Regions from separate parts of the Homo sapiens genome. Here all the other regions are linked to region 1. Evidence: chromatin contacts called from ENCODE Hi-C or POLR2A ChIA-PET data. All regions are on one chromosome and are shown on one strand. Each heading gives the region's core, a stretch centred on a gene start or an enhancer-like site at or near the end of the contact. The rest is flanking DNA. Distances are from core to core; before and after follow the strand shown. Region 1 overlaps MSI2 (musashi RNA binding protein 2). Region 2 overlaps MSI2 (musashi RNA binding protein 2). Region 3 overlaps MSI2 (musashi RNA binding protein 2).

What was found. Hi-C counts contacts between places; a loop is a spot of excess contacts on that map. ChIA-PET counts read pairs that join two places held with the same protein, here RNA polymerase II (POLR2A). Pooled maps may share reads with other maps.
Region 2: a map of heart right ventricle shows a loop between it and region 1 (1.8-fold over the local background). The contact joins two enhancer-like sites. A Hi-C loop is called at or near these places in 1 of 168 maps with a recorded cell type or tissue (heart right ventricle), 11 of 37 single-sample maps with no recorded cell type and 14 of 50 pooled maps. POLR2A ChIA-PET finds 5 or more read pairs at or near these places in 5 of 52 experiments (AG04450, Panc1, activated B cell and 2 more).
Region 3: a loop to region 1 is called in a map of posterior vena cava, with 3 times the contacts of the local background. The contact joins two enhancer-like sites. A Hi-C loop is called at or near these places in 1 of 168 maps with a recorded cell type or tissue (posterior vena cava), 1 of 37 single-sample maps with no recorded cell type and 1 of 50 pooled maps. POLR2A ChIA-PET finds 5 or more read pairs at or near these places in 4 of 52 experiments (AG04450, SK-N-SH, activated B cell and 1 more).

What each region holds. Positions count from the first base shown.
Region 1 is chr17:57,596,479-57,599,944 of GRCh38, reverse strand. It overlaps MSI2 (musashi RNA binding protein 2), which reads right to left. Exons shown (of 14, transcript NM_138962.4): 8 at 2,995-3,077. Among named protein-coding and RNA genes, the nearest start is that of MSI2-AS1, 10 kb to the left of the region's middle. Within about 2 kb of position 1,969, at least 11 of the 41 ENCODE cell types and tissues checked have a DNase peak (open chromatin) inside an H3K27ac peak, as active enhancers do; they include heart right ventricle, where a contact is called at or near this core.
Region 2 is chr17:57,472,159-57,475,624 of GRCh38, reverse strand. The region is part of intron 6 of MSI2 (musashi RNA binding protein 2); the gene reads right to left. Among named protein-coding and RNA genes, the nearest start is that of MSI2-AS1, 130 kb to the left of the region's middle. RefSeq lists an enhancer at 2,816-3,466. Within about 2 kb of position 1,954, at least 5 of the 41 ENCODE cell types and tissues checked have a DNase peak (open chromatin) inside an H3K27ac peak, as active enhancers do; they include heart right ventricle, where a contact is called at or near this core.
Region 3 is chr17:57,489,340-57,492,805 of GRCh38, reverse strand. The region is part of intron 6 of MSI2 (musashi RNA binding protein 2); the gene reads right to left. Among named protein-coding and RNA genes, the nearest start is that of MSI2-AS1, 120 kb to the left of the region's middle. Within about 2 kb of position 1,790, at least 3 of the 41 ENCODE cell types and tissues checked have a DNase peak (open chromatin) inside an H3K27ac peak, as active enhancers do.

The DNA.
Region 1 (3,466 bases), core at 720-3,219:
TAATGGCAAGAGATAACACAGATCAAGCTTGCACCCTGTGCAGACACTGTGCTAAGTAAGCCCTTTGCTCCTGGTATGTCACCCAGTCTCTAACAACCCAATGAGGCAGTATCATTACCAGCCCTGTCTTACTGGAGCTCAGCAAGGCCCAGTGTTCTTCTCCAAAGTCCTCTCCCAGGGCCTCTAAACTCCCCACCTTGGAGCTCATAACTGTTGGGCTGTGCTGGGAACGTGGACCAACACCTCCAAAGCCTGTCATCCGAATCAATCTGCCCCCACTTCTTCCTCTTGTCTACTTCCATCTTTGCTCATTCTCTTGAAGAACAAGTACTAGCCCCAGATTCAAAGGCAAACACAAACCCTTACACTAAAAACCCGGTTACGTGCACCTGACATAGTCACCCTCCACCTGGGTGGGAGAGAAGGCGATAAATATGAAACAGGAAAATGGCTGCAAATCTCTCTGGCTTCAAGCCAGCCCCATGGGTTCTTCTTCTGGGGCAGAAGCTCTACTTCCTGATTGCTGCCCGGGTTATCTGGGGATTCACCCTCCCACCCCCAAGCTCCAACAACTGTCTATATAGTTCCTTTGGCACCAGTAAGCTCAAGACCTATGCTCCTTCGCTCTCTGGATAGCCTGGGACCTATCCCCTGAGCCTCAGTTTCCCAGGATAAAGCCTTTCCCCATCTGTGTCTCGGGTTTGTTTCAAAGCCTGTCAACAGGGAAGGGCTACACATATGCATTCAAGGTGACAAATGGAGCAATGTCCTTCCGGTCTACATCTGGCCTTTCCTGATGAACCCTTAAGGCTTGGCAAGACAGGAATGGCATCTGCCAGTACTCTCTTCTATTCCCCACTGCCCAGCAGCCTTAGTGGAGCCTGTCAATGGCGTGCTCTGGCTAGGATAAACAAGGCATCTGGGCAGTGGATGCAAGTTTCATTTAAGTCCTCTCTCTCTCTTTTTAAAAATAGCTAGTACTGGTCGGGCACAGTGGCTCATGCCTGTAATCCCAGCACTTTGGGAGGCCGAGGCAGGTGGATCACTTGACGTCAGGAGTTTGAGATCAGCCTGGCCAACATGGTGAAACCCCGTCTCTACTAAAAATACAAAAATTAGCTGGGTGTGCTGGCACATGCCTGTAGTCCCAGCTACTTGGGAGGCTGAGGCAGGAGAATTGCTTGAGCCCGGGAGGCGGAGGTTGCAGTGAGCCGAGATCGTGCCACTGCATTCCAGCCAGGGCAACAAAGCAAGACTCTGTCTCAATTAAAAAAAAAAAATAGCAAGTAGTAACCTACCAAGAGAAAAGTACCAACTGTAAACTTGCACGGACATCTGGGGAGCTGAGAAAGCCTATGAGGGGACCTGTGTTATTCTGTCACACTTATCTCCCTCCTACCATTTTAATGTCTGAGTTGATGCCTCCAACATACAGTACGCAAAAAAAGAGTATTTTCATTTCAGATGCATATGATGGCAAGGAACAATACGAACAATATTATTTTAGTGCCCTGGGAAAAAATTAGCAAGTCAAATATTGAATCAGGCCTGTAGCGCCACATGCTAAGCAGATTGCTTTGATCTTATCCACACTAAAAGCTCTATTATTGAATTTAAAGTTGGTGAACACATATCAGACCAATATACAATGCATGTCTGAACGCATGTTTTAGAAGCAAGAAATGTTTTGACAAAAGGAAGAAAATATTAAAGTTACAGCTGCAATTGAAACACAGATTTGCCCTCCCTCTTCTCTTGAGGCTGGAGGCTCTCGTGGCCAACCAAAATGTTTTTGCTCCAAAGGACTGGTTCCAGAAACACCTGCTGAGCTTCTATTTTTCTGGAACCAACAAAGAAGGGAATTCTCACCCTCCTACTCAATCCGAAGAAAGGAGTTTGTGAGTGTGCAAATGCTATGCATGATATGGCACCCTCTGGTGGCCACTGATCTGGGAGGCCTACACGACTTCCCAAACTTCCAGTAATCCAACCTCCCTTCCTCTTGAGGCTGCTGTGGCAGAAAAAGGAACTTTAAAGAGCCAAAGAGAGGGAAGGAAGCAGCTGATCAAGAGGGCAGAAATTAATTGATGGCAAGGGAGGGAATGTTAATTTTCCAGCAGGACCCAAAGAGAAAAATAGTTTGGTGCAGTAAACTTCCTATCTAGGATATACCTCTCAAAAGCTGCACAGCAAAAGAATATCCTAAGCCAGGTGCCAGCAAGTTACGACTCATAGGTCAAATCCCGCCCTTCTGCCTGTTTATGTAAAGTCCAAGAATTGAGAACGGCTTTTACATTTTATTTTATTTTTATTTTTTTTGAGACAGGGTTTCACTTTGTTGCCCAGGCTGGAGTACAGTGGTGTGATCATGGCTCACTGCAGCCTCAACCTCCTGGGGTCAGGTGATCCTCTCACCTCGAGTAGGTGGGGTACAGGTGCACTGCACCCAGCTAATTTTTTTTTTTTTTTTTTTTTTTTAAGAGATGAGGTCTGGCTATGTTTCCCAGGCTCGTCTCGAACTCCTGGCCTCAAGTGATTTTCCTGCCTTGGCCTTCTAAAGTGCAGAGGTTATAGGCGTGAGCCATCATGCTTGGCCTGGTTTTTACATTTTAAGTGGTTAAAAAATTAATATTTTGTGATCTGTGAAAATTACATAAGGTTCAAATTTTGGTGTCCATAAACAAAGCTTTATTGAAACACAGCCCCACTGCTTTATGTATGCATTGCCTATGGACGCTACCCAGCAGAACTGGGTAGCTGCAGTCAGCTTTATGGCCTGCAAAGATGAAAATATTCACGACTTGGCCCTTTACAGAGTTTGTCCACCTCAGTATGAAACAACTGCTACTGTTCACAGGCCTGGACCCCGAGCATCTAGCCCCCTCCCCACCCCTGCCCACTCCAGCCTGATGATGGGCTGGACCAGTCTGCAAGACTGGGTGTGTACGTAGAGAAAGGGGGCATTCCATTTCAGCGCAACCCCTACACACTTACCATTTTATTATTGATTTCATGGAAATGAATCTCACAGACTTTCTCCACAACATCTTCATTCTCAAAAGTGACAAAGCCAAACCCTAAAGGAAAAGAGAGAGAAGAAAAAACAAAGAGAGGCGGGGTGAGTTCAGTTCTGGCAGGCCCAGGTTTTTCTCTGACGTCCTGAGGTCTTGACAGCCTCCTGGTCTGGGGGTAGGTAGGCGGATCCTTGGGAGGACCTTGAGGTTGGAGGCAATGATTTCTAATTTGTACTGAGCACCCTTCCGACAGCGAGGAAAAGTTAATGATTTCACCCACATGCAGCGGGCACTGTGTGGTTTACATTTGCCCCGAAGCAAACAAGAAATTTACTTGTCTGTTATTTACAAGGGTCAGAGCCCCGCGGCTCTGTGCACGGCAGCAGGCGGGTGGGCTAACCAGAGCCTCGTGGATCACTGCGGGGCCACGCTTGCCCTTTCCGCGAGCAGCC
Region 2 (3,466 bases), core at 705-3,204, 120 kb after region 1:
AAGAGCAAAGGCCTGGAAGCCTTTCCTCATATGTTTGTTTTAAAGGTAAATTTTCAAAAACAGTAAGAGATTTGAAAAAAAATGTCTTCAGGTTTTCAGAAATGAGAAATGCATGCAGACCCTCAGATAAAGCAAGAGGGAGGTTTATTTTAGATGACAGGACAGTACACTACCTATCAGGTCCTGATGAGGAATGACCAGAAGCCCCAAAGATGCCACTTGGGCTTTATTCTCTCCTCTCTTGTGTGCACGCATGTGTCCTTGGGGCACACCTGGACACTCACCCACGTTCCCACCATCTGTCCATCCAAAAACCAAAAGTGAGCATCTGTTACTCAGCAAGACTGTGAGTGTCCCACTCAACTGGGACCTCTGTGAGAACAGGGAGCCCTCCCTAGGCGTTTTGGTAAATCCTTCAGCTCCTGGGCACAGCAATAAACTCCTGCCTGGGTTTCACTTAGTGCCCACACCTTACAGTGCCTTGCATACCACAGATGCTCAATACACAGTTACTGCATATCTGTTGAATATGTGTTGGCAACACTGGATCAAGCACCTCAGATGTCCACTGATCACCTTAGTATTCAAAAGTACAGAGAGGCTGGGTGCGTGCGGTGGCTCATCCCTGTAATCCCAGCACTTTGGGATGCCGAGGCAGGCAGATCACTTGAGGTCAGGCATTTGGAGATGAGCCTGACCAACATGGTAAAACCCCATCTCTACTAAAAATACAAGAAAATTAGCCAGGGGTGGTGGTGCACGCCTGTAATCCCAGCTACTCAGGATGCTGAGGCAGAAGAATCACTTGAACTTAGGAGGTGGAGGTTGCAATGAGCTGAGATTGTGCCACTGCACTTCAGCCTGGAAGACAGAGCAAGACTGTCTCCAAACAAAAACAAAAACAAAAACAAAAACAAAAAAACAACAAAAAAACAGTACACAAAGTCATATTCCCACAAAGAGTAACAGCATGGGGCAGGCACTGGGCAGAAGAAAGGACTTAGGTTTCAGGTAGTGATTCTCAACCAGGGGCAATTTTGCTTTCCAGGGGACCTTGGCAATGTCTGAAGACATTTTTGATTGTCATGACTGGGGGTGGGGGATGCTATTGGCAGGTAGTGAGTAAAGGCCAGAGATGCTGCGCAACTTCCTACAATGCACAGGACAGTGCCCACGACAAAGAATCATCTGGCCCCCAACGTCAGTAGTGCTGAGGTGGAGGAGCCCTGGCTTGGAGCCTGGTCTGCATGAGTTGAACAGCTCTGCCACTTACAAGCTCTGTCATTTTGTGGGGGATGTTCGACTTCACCGGGACTCAGCTTCCAGATGGGTACAATGAAAATTATTATAACTACCTTGCAGAAGGATTAAATGAGATGCTGAATAAATGAGCACGTCTAGACCCAACTGCTATGAATACCAGTGCACATCTAGAGGCCCCAGGAAACAGTACCGGTGGCCCATTTTTAAGAGGAGAGAGGGAGGAAAAAGCCCTGGGTGCTGCAGATCAGCAAATACCCCCAACTTCGCGTGAGAGTTCCTATATCCCCTCATCTGCCTCCGTCCTGAACTCTGTCCCCTGAAGCAAATTCATTCAAGAAACATCTTCCCCATAAAGAAGAGGAGGGAGAAGGAAAAACAAAACCGAAAAAAACAGCAAAATCATAATAAGTCTGGGTCAGCTCCCATCAGCTGGTTGTGATCAAAACCACATTCATATTCAGTCTGCTGGGGCTAAGCGGAAGGCTGCAGACCATCTCAGGAATGTGAGTTCCCAGCCACTGGCCACCTTCCCCTGCAAACTTTACAAAGAGCTGCTTGCAGAGGGTCAGGGAGCAGGCACTCTCCCCTCACCATCCCTCGGCACCTGTCCAGACAAGGTGGGTAGTAGCTGGATTCCAGGGGCAACCAAACATCCTCTGTTCTCGAAGAGCCCCATCCTCCTGCACTTCAGTGGTGAGAGGAAGGTTCCGGAAGAGAGGCCAGTGCATAGCTTCTGCCCATACCCTCCCCACAGAAACAATTAAGTAGCTCAGGCTGTGGCTGCCAAGTTTCTCTGTCCAATTTGGTAGATATTTTAATAGAGGAGGAGAATTCCCAGAGGCCCCCCGACGGAAATGCCCCATGTCAGGGAATGTTTGTTTTCATTTCTTTTTGCCGTCAATGAATTCTACTCATGGCAAAGGCTCTGGGCTGGATCAGATCCACACAGAAGCTAACTAGAAGCATTTGTGCCTTGAAATAAATCTCTCTTTGGGGAATGAGTTATATATACATCCGTGTGGGGGGACCTATGCACACATACTCACACACGCATATATATTATGCATTACAGACAAAATACATGGGCAAATCCCCAAGCAGGCAGCCCCGAGCTTCTGGGAGGGAAGGTGATCCGCCTGTTAGCTTCAAAGGACATTTAAAGAAAAGTGGAAGGCCAGGCGCGGTGGCTCACGCCAGCAATCCCACTTTGGGAGGCTGAGGCGGGCAGATCACCTGAGGTCAGAAGTTCAAGACCAGCCTGGCCAACATGGTGAAACCCCGTCTCTACTAAAAGTACAAAAATTAGCTAGACATGGTGTCAGGCGCCTGTAATCCCAGCTACTCAGGAGGCTGAGGCAGGGGAATCACTTGAACCCGGGAGGCAGAGGTTGCAGTGAGCCGAGATGACACCATTGCACTCCAGCCTGGGCGACAAGAGCAAGGCTCCATCCAAAAAAAAAAAAAGAAAGAAAAGAAAAGTGGCTTGTTGGGAAAACTCAATGATGGATAGTGTGCCCTGTGAGTAGGGAAAAGGTTCAGGAAAGCAGAACTTGCTGCAGGGTAGAAGGTAGCTCCGTGTGACGGGACAAATAACAACAGCCACCACCACATAGTGTTTACGACGTACCAGGATCCACGCTGAGTGTTTCACACAGCGCACAGCAACGCAATAACAACAGCTATTATTATTACCACTAGTATCATCCCCATATTACAGATGAGCAAAATAAAGCTCAGAAACATTAAGGGGCTTGCTCAAGGTCATGAGGCCAGTTGGCAGCAGAGCTAGGATTCGAGCCCAGATGGGGTTGGCCCCAAAGGAAGTCCCCAGTCTCTAGGACACTGGCCCCCTCCCTTCCCATCACCTTCAATTAGGGGTCAGAAGGCATTGCCCCTCCCCCTGCCTACTATGGCTAGGTTTTTTGTCTTCTGGGACCCCCCAGTCACTACTCCTTCACTAAGGGGATCTGATCTGCAGGGCTCCTCCCCAGAAGAGCCCTTAGGGAAAGCAGGCAGGGCCACAGCCCCTGAGCTCGCCCTGCCCCCTGCCACAAGGAGGCCGGTCCCTGGACTGAGCATAGGTGTGCCTGCCAGGCAGTCCATGAACCAGCTCTCACTCTGAGTGTTCGTGAGTTGACTTTAGAAGCCTTCTTTTGTGAGATGATAATCCCCTCCTAATTTGTCTTTCATAGGCATCCATTAT
Region 3 (3,466 bases), core at 541-3,040, 110 kb after region 1:
AGCCAACATGGTAAAACACCGTCTCTACTAAAAATACAAAAATTAACTGGGTGTGGTGGTAGGTGCTTGTAATCCCAGTTTGGGAGGCTGAGGCAGGAGAATTGCTTGAACCCGGGAGGCAGAGGTTGAGATCGTGCCATTGCACTACAGCCTGGGCAACAAGAGCAAAACTCTGTCTCAAAAAAAAACAAAACAAAACTGAGAACCCAAATGGAGTTCCCTCACCCCTCCCCAGACTGGCACACAGCACATCAGACGCATGGGAAAGAGGCCCCATGTACTCAGCGGCTGCTGAAGCTTCTTCAATACCTATCAAAAACTATGTTTTTCCCTTGCCCATCCAGCATCAGCTGCCAAAGACTTAGATATCTATTTGAGAACCCTCAGTATTGATCTGGTCAAATGCTACAAGGTTTTTATCTCCTGATTTCTTGACCTTAAAGGGACCCGGAGGACATACCAATATAGTAATGCCACAGTGAAAATAATTGTGGAGAAGAAAGATACTGAGTAATTTATGCCGTCCTGATTTTTACTTGTCCATCACCTTCGGTACTCATATAGAATGTCTCACAAATCCTTCCCCCGTTTTTCATGGCGATTACTGAGCCCCTGACAACAGAACGATGCCTCGCTTTACTAGAGGAACACTGTCAAGAATTACAAATGAAAGACTTAGGCAATTCAGTACATTATAAATCAGACACTATCTTTTTCATCTTTGTTAATACGTGAACTCCAGGCAGCAAATCTGTTTTTTTCTTTTAAACAAAAAAAGAAAGATAGAAAAGCTTTAATCGCAACTGATTTAGGTGGTATCAGGAGCAAATTACAACACTAATACAGAACTCAGAGAAAGAAAATAAGTTTTAAAAGTACAAAATGACTTTCAGAGTAATGCTCATCTTCCTTCTGGCCAGACTTGTGGATTCATCATCCAGGGAGGAAAACTGAGGCAAAGCTGCCAGGCTAGAAAGGTTGAATGAACAGCAGGAAGGAGGAAAACTGTGGCTTCATATGCCTATCATTAGAGCAGTCGTGAAGGCTTTGAAAAAATCATCATCATCATTAGGCGTTGGCCATCCTCCTGCAGGAAGGCGCAATGATTCCTGAATTGGAAGTGAGCATTGGCAGCCATTGGTCTCTACCCCAACTCCCCACATTTTCTCTGATGGACTCAGGCCCAAGTCCACCCCCATCTGACCCCAGGCCCTCCCAAAGAGGTCCCCCAAAGGCCAAGACCCTCTGGCTGCAGGAGCTCTGCATCAGGAGATGTAACATGTCTATATTCCATTTATCCGAGGTCTCTATTATCAGCCACAAATGTTGAACCCCAGGCTGGCTGCCTCTGCCCCAAGTGTCCTCCTGGGCTGCTTTCCAGCACCTCAGCTAGTCTGAAAAGTACTCTGGCTGCCAGGGTCAATGTTCTGCTGAATTGCAGCTATGTAGGATCTGGGTATTCTAAGAGTTAACACCCTAGAATCTCAGAGTTCCTTCGCTCATTCACTCCATGACCTGTCTTCTCCAATGCCTCTGCCGGGCTTTGTGCCTGACTGCGCTCTCAGAGAGGCCTCTAGCCAGGTCTTGTAACAGAAAACAGAAATAGGAAGAAGCAGGTAACTCCCCTCTACAGGAGAATCCGAATAAACTGACCAATGCGAGCGCTTGGCAGAAACGCTCCTGAGGTCTCAAGGATAAGCCCTTTTATCCCAGCGCCAGGACACCTGCAAGCTGTGAGGCAATGGCCCACGAGGGGCAGTGTGACACCTCCCATCCGTCCTCCCCACCCCGGAACCCTGGCCAGGTGCTTGGCAGAAACCGCCAGCGTGCCCCTTGGCTCCAAGGAGTCTGAGCCATTCTAAGTGGCAGGTTCCAAGTACTAAGCTGCTGCCCCTGGCTAGAAAAGAAAAAAACAGAGGGGAAGAAAGAGAGGTAGAGGAAGTGAAGAATGCAAAATTTCCCCTAGAAGGCATGTCAGCTACTCAGAAAATCTGGAAGATTGGAGCTGGGAAATGAGGAGCAGGCCAAAATGTTTAACCAAAGTTCTTTTATGATGTGCCCCACAGAAAAAAACATCAGGGCATCTCACCAAGATCATGGTCGCTTCTCGGCCTGTGATATCTTGAAACATGAGCCATGGTATTTTATTCCAAATATTTCTCCTTTGGCAAGGATAATCCCTTTGCTTTAGGAGCCAGGACACACAAGTGAACCCAATACAACTTCTGTCCCAACCATGCTTTACATGACCTCTTATAAAGGCATGCACAAGCCCTTCCTGGACAACAGAGGGCTGTTTTCAAAGCAGAGGTCTACCTTCAGTGGGACTAATCATTTAAGTAGCCCCCAAACTCCGATTAGAGAATGTCTGCAGAACTCTTGCCAGAGGAGATCTGAGAAACTGAAATATGGTACCTGCCAAGAACAAGCCTTTTGGCACTGTAGCCACTTCAAGACACTTGGCAAATTTCATCAGGTGTCAGCAATAGATCTAAACATATTAGACTTAAGAGAACAAAGGAGAGATCTCTGTGGGGCCTAAAAGGAAGCCTGTTGCTAAATCAGCAAGAGAAAGAAGAACTAGCATCTACTGAGTGGCAGGCATCATACATCCACGATTTCACCTGCATCTCTAGTGCAACCCTTCCAGATAGGCTTGATGATCCCCATTTTATAGATGAGGAAATTCAGGATCAGGGAGACTAAAGAGCTTGCCCTGGGAGAGAGCCACAGTCCATGATCTTTGGTCTACTGCCTGTTACCATTAGGTATATTCTTGGTTTTCAGTCTCCTATGAGAATTTAAAGCAGACATAAGTTGTTCATAGAGCCCAACATCTGGACTTTCCAATCACCCTCTCGTCACCCTCCTGCTCACCCTAATTCCTCTTCCTTCAAATAATAAAAACATGAGTTTGCAGTGCCCACAGGAGCTACAACACCAAGAGATACTTGGACTTAGAGATAACCCACTTTGTTGCTTTTCTTCTTTCTCCCCAAGTCCTGTTTCTTAGCAAAGGTTGGGTCACCAGTGTCTCAGTCACCAGTGTCCGGCACTGTGCCCAGCACACAGTGGGCTAATATGGATGCTGCTACTGATAAATAATTGAGAAAGAGCTGCATGTGCCAGGGAGGAGTTAAGGTGGAGATGGTTCTGAGGACAGAAGAGGAGCCAGTGCTGGCTGAGTCCTCCCAGGCACGCAACCCACAGAGGTTCTGGGAAAGCTGCTGGGCTGTACCAGCTGGCCCCGCCGGCCTCTGTCCACTGAGGGACTGGCCGTGCCAGGAGCCTCCCTGGCCACTCTGGAATTCCAAAGCTCATGGTCAGAACCCCAGGGCCATTTGGCTGCTTCTTCCTTGCCTGCAGACCTGCTCTTCTCTTCAGTGTCTCCCTCCCTTCCTCTCTTGCCACAAGCAGCTGGGAGCACCTGCTCCTGGACCCCCAAAGTCTCCAGCCCTCACTCCCC